Linked DNA regions of Homo sapiens: region 2 is linked to region 1. The links are chromatin loops, found by intact Hi-C in ENCODE. Cell type or tissue: OCI-LY7. All regions are shown on one strand.

The links. Peaks named below come from ENCODE experiments on the same cell type or tissue, not always from the same donor. Only the 100,000 strongest peaks of a DNase experiment are listed, where the experiment ranks them.
Region 2: it touches region 1 in a loop (7-fold over the local background); 12 of 110 quality-filtered maps call a loop at or near these places.

The regions. Positions count from the first base shown.
Region 1 is chr12:32,301,357-32,303,856 of GRCh38, forward strand. All of the region lies in intron 3 of BICD1 (BICD cargo adaptor 1), which reads left to right. Among named protein-coding and RNA genes, the nearest start is that of FGD4, 97 kb to the right of the region's middle. In OCI-LY7, CTCF peaks have their summits at 1,049 and 1,250; DNase peaks (open chromatin) are centred at 265 and 1,045; H3K4me3 peaks cover 1,255 bases; H3K27ac peaks cover 2,500 bases.
Region 2 is chr12:32,107,612-32,110,111 of GRCh38, forward strand. The region is part of intron 1 of BICD1 (BICD cargo adaptor 1); the gene reads left to right. Among named protein-coding and RNA genes, the nearest start is that of BICD1-AS1, 1.4 kb to the left of the region's middle. RefSeq lists an enhancer at 206-843. In OCI-LY7, a CTCF peak has its summit at 2,470; DNase peaks (open chromatin) are centred at 640 and 1,390; H3K4me3 peaks cover 2,500 bases; H3K27ac peaks cover 1,742 bases.

The sequences.
Region 1 (2,500 bases):
TGCTTTAGTGTGGGAAAGGTTGTTTGCTCGGTGGAAAAGGTTGGAGAGAGTCAGTCACAGGGCAGGAGCAGTGAACTCAAATGACCACAAGCAGCTTATAAATAGCATTAAGTACAAGATGTAAACAAAAAGTAGAGGCCGAGTGCAGTGGCTCACGCCTGTAATCCCAGCACTTCGGGAGGCTGAGGTGGAAGGATTGCTTCGGTCCAGGAGTTTGAGACCAGCCTGGGCAACATGGTACAAAACCTTGTCTCTACAAAAAGAAAAAAAAAGCCAAGCATGGAGGTATGCGCCTGCAATCCCAGCTACCCAGGAGGCTGAGGTGGGAGGATTGATTGAGACTGGGAGATCAAGGCTGTAGTGAGCTGTGATCAAGCCACTGTACTCTAGCCTGGGCAACAGAGCAAGACCCTGTCACAAACAAACAAACAAAAGAAAAAGTAGATGGAAAAGGAACAGCCAGTGCTCACTTACAGGTGATTTTTGTGCTCTGTGAAGGTGGGCCCAGTGTTGCCTGAATTATTTATTTATTTTTATTTACTTATTTTTAGACGGAGTCTTGCTCTGTCGCCCAGGCTGGAGTGCAGTGGCGCGATCTCGGCTCACTGCAACCTCTGCTTCCTGGGTTCACGCCATTCTCCTGCCTCAGCCTTCTGAGTAGCTGGGACTACATGCACCTGCCACCACGCCCCACTAATTTTTTGTATTTTTAGTAGAGACGGGGTTTCACTGTGTTAGCTAGGATGGTCTTGATCTCCTGACCTCGTGATCCGCCCGCCTCAGCCTCCCAAAGTGCTGGGATTACAGGCGTGAGCCACTGAGCCCAGCCCGAACTTTTGATTTTTTTAAAAAAGAAATCAGAAGTTTTCAAATGTTTGTGAAATCATCAGTTTTCTAAATATTGGCAATCAATTCCAAAAGTTTTATAACGTGTTACAAGCCAAATAAAGCACATCTATAGGCTCGATGGTCTATGGGCACCCCTTGTGATCTCTGCTTTAAATCATTTGATGTCTGAATTGGTGGAAGGGACACGGGAGCACACACCAGCCTGGGGAGCCCACTAGAGTACAGAATGCAAACTACAGGGACACATGCCTTTGAGCAGGTAGTAGATAGCCAGGGCCTGTCAAGTTATTAGGTGTCCCAGGCCAGGTAATAACTCCTTGGAGTTGTGAAAAGTATATTTCATTTCCATGCCATCATGTTTGTAACATGCTATTTATAGTGCCCAGTTATCATTTTTCCCAAAGTGCAATTTTTCTCCCATGAAGTACTCATAATCTTAAGTAATGTAGTTGATATGTAACCCAGAAACTCCTACTTGATTAGAAGACAGTTATTGGTAGTATGCCATTGATAGATTTGTTAATTTTTTGTTATATTTATTCAAATGCATATTCATGGTAGAACAATTAGCACTTTCTAGTTTTCATTCTAAATAATGGATATTATAAATAATGGTCTCCAATATTGACTCTTTTGAGTAATTCTATCAGGGACATGTTGAAATTCCAATGACCATTTTTTTTTTTTTTTTTGCCTTAGAGGCATCTTTTGTACATAATGTATTTCTTTTTTTTTTTTTTTCCCTCAAGACAGGGCCTCACTCTGCCACCCAGATTGGAGTGCAGTGACACCATCAGGGCTCACTGCAGCCTTGACCTCCCTGGGCCCGAGTGATCCTCCCACCTCATCCTCCCGAATAGCTGGGACTATAGGTGCACGCCACCACACCTGGCTAATTTTCTTATTTTTTGTAGAGAGAGGGTTTCATTATGTTGCCCAGGCTGGTCTCAAACTCCTGTGCTCAAGCAATTCACCGAGATTACAGGCCTGAGATTACAGGTGCTGAGATTACAGGCCTGAGCCACCGTGCCCAGTCCTCATAATGCATTTCACACACCATAGTGTGGTGAGCACATTCTTTCACTGAAATAACACTATCCATATTCACATATACAACTGGCATTGTTAGAAACATCTGCTATACATATGTCTTTATGAGTTGCATCCTATTAGAGCACCACAGTGTTTCGGTGACCAGTGAGTGCTGGTTTACCATCAGCTTTCATTGTTCCCTTCTGACGGTGTATTTCTCAGTTTTTTCCTGGGCCCAGTGCTGCCCAGAGTAAAGGCTACATTCTTCACTCCTCCTCGCAGCCAAATGGCATAAGACTAGTACCAGCCAATGATATATAACAAGTGATGTGGGTAACTTTTAATGTCCTTAAAGGGAGACAGTGTGCTCCTTATTTTGTGCCACCGCTTAGAACATGATCAAATGGCAAGCCACCTGAGATAGTATGGTCTAGACTAGAAGGCTGTACAACAACAGAGGAAGAGCCTGGCTCCTGGATGACCTCATGGAGCAGAGATTCCATGAGGAATCTCCTCCTGTCTACCTCCATACTGTTACATAAGAGAAAAACCTCTGGCTGGGCGTGGTGGCTCACGCCTGTAATCCCAGCACTTTGGGAGGCTGAGGTGGGTGGATCAC
Region 2 (2,500 bases), 190 kb before region 1:
GATCAAGAAGTCATAAAGGAGGTGATTGAAAGGACTGTTTTTTCTTCTAGGGCCCTTTGTTGGTAAGAGAAGATTGAAAGAGTCCATTGTTTCCTCCCCCAAGAGAAAAATTGCCTAAGAAATGAATATATAAGCTGGAATTTGGGAGGCAATGGCTGTTTGGCCTGCGGGGGAGGGAGATTAGTAAGAGTCATCAAGTCTCAGCACTCTAAGACGACATTCAAGTGGGTTGGAATGTATAAATCAAACTTCTCAAAACCGCTGTTATCTCAAACCCAGGTTTCAGCGACAATTTCGTAGTCCACAAAAGTGATGAGGTTTGTGCCTGAGGACCCACAATTTCAGGATTTAGACTGTGTGGCACCTCAGCTTTCCTCTGGATGTAACCACTCCTTGGTGAGAGAGGGAACTCCTCACCAATCCCATTTGACAAAGGCTAGGCAATCTTCATTCTGCTTGGCTTTAGTCATTCTTGTCATTGGGCTGCAGAAGAAAAACAACTTTGCTGGGTGATCCCACTGCCTTGATTTCACCTCGGAGCGAGGCTGGGCCATGTCCAAGTCTTATGAGGTCACCCTGACTAGAAAAAATTGAACTCACCTACAAATAGTCTGAAAGAGTGGTGTATATCAAATACGTGGGTAGTGTTGCATTTCAAATGAGGCTCTTCTGGTTGAAATGATATATTTATAAAACCAGAATATCAAAAATGGGTGATGTATAATGTCTCTTTAGTTTTTTGGTATTTGGCCTCTTTTAAAGCCTGTCGGATGTATGGGAGAAAACAATGAACGTGCTTTGATTTCCTATCAGTCACTCTTAAGAACATACATATTGTTTAAGTAACTCGGTCTTTTTTATCTGATTCTTGAGGCACTATGGGTAGCAAATAACCACTTACAAATTTAAATGTAATATACACTCCTTTTCTGTGTGTCAAGTCCTTATTTTTAGGTGCATATTGACATTTAAATGTTAATTATTGTTTGGCATATAATATCAAAAATCTATTATTTATTTTATGCTGTTACAGTTAAAAGATGTGATTTATGACATACTGAATCAACTTGCCTTCCAATTTAGTGTGTAATATGGTAAGCATTTATACTTTTAGATATGTCTTATTTTTATTTGGATGCCTGTCTACCAAAAAATAAATGTACTACCTATGATTAAAAATCCCAACTAGGAATCTAATTTTTGTGTGTCAGGCTGTAAATTTCTGGTTCCTATTTTACTTACCATGTACCTGTCTGGTCTTAACAACAGCTGGACTTGTTTATATTTTCCAACTTAGATTAGGCTGACATGTTTAAATGCAGTGATGCTAAACCTTGTGAAGTGAGGAAGCAGGATGATGACTGTCATTCTCAGAGATGTTTTGATATTGTCTATACCTATCAACACTGCTTTGCCAAGATAGGGAAGTGCAAACCAGAAAGTGGTAAGCCATCACCTTCTTGATAAAGGAGATGGACTTAATTTAATGAAATGTACCTCTTACTGACTTTGCTGCTTGATTTAAACAATCCTTCTAGGGATATTTCTGTCATTGCACTTACCTTGCATAGCAAACCTTAATGCAATTGTGTTTTGCCTTTGCTACACCATGAGCTTTGCATCCCAAGTCTTTAACACAAAAGCTAGCACACAGTGGGCATGAAATATTTTATGAAAGAATCAGTTTGTACTAGAAGAAGGCACACTTTTATCAAGGGTTCACTAGTCAATATTGATTAGTGTTAGATAAATACTAAGAAAATTAGGATGTATAGGAAGTGACAGATGTTAATAAAACTACCTGTATTAGTTTCACCAGCAGTAATGAGAAAAATGTGAAAAAAACGTTTTGTAGGAATAATGTAACTGTGGTTTCTTAATACAGAATAATGCAAATACCAACTAAAATTTTTTCTATAAATATTTTAATATATATTTTGTTCTATATAGCAGGAGGTTAATAAAAATTTACCAGCATTATTTTTACTAAACGATTCTTGTTCATATATTTATTTTCAGTTGCATTTAGCATAAGTGAAATTCGAGATTCCTAAAAAACTGGTTTATACAGTTATATAAAAATGTATTTTAGGTAATAAAATTATTATAGTTGATTATTTGATAGTGAGGCCTATTATTTTTATTCTTTAAACATAGAATATACTTTAGTTGGAAATATAACTTAAATGAGTTAAATTGATTTCAAGTAACATTTCTTGTATGAAAAGTAAATCCAAAATAATTGTGCAAACTGAGGTGTTCCAACACCTCAGTTTTGAAAAATATTTTGTGAGTGTTTTGATTTTTCAAAAGAAAGTTTTGCTCATCAGGTATGTATAGTAAATGATGTTGCATTATATCTATAAAGCCAAGCATAAAATAAATCTTTGCTTATTTCTAGGATTTTTGAACAAATATGATTTATTTAAAAATAATTGAACCAGTTTATGGGAATGTCAACAGAAAACTACTGTATTAAGTCCAAATTGGACATTAGTAA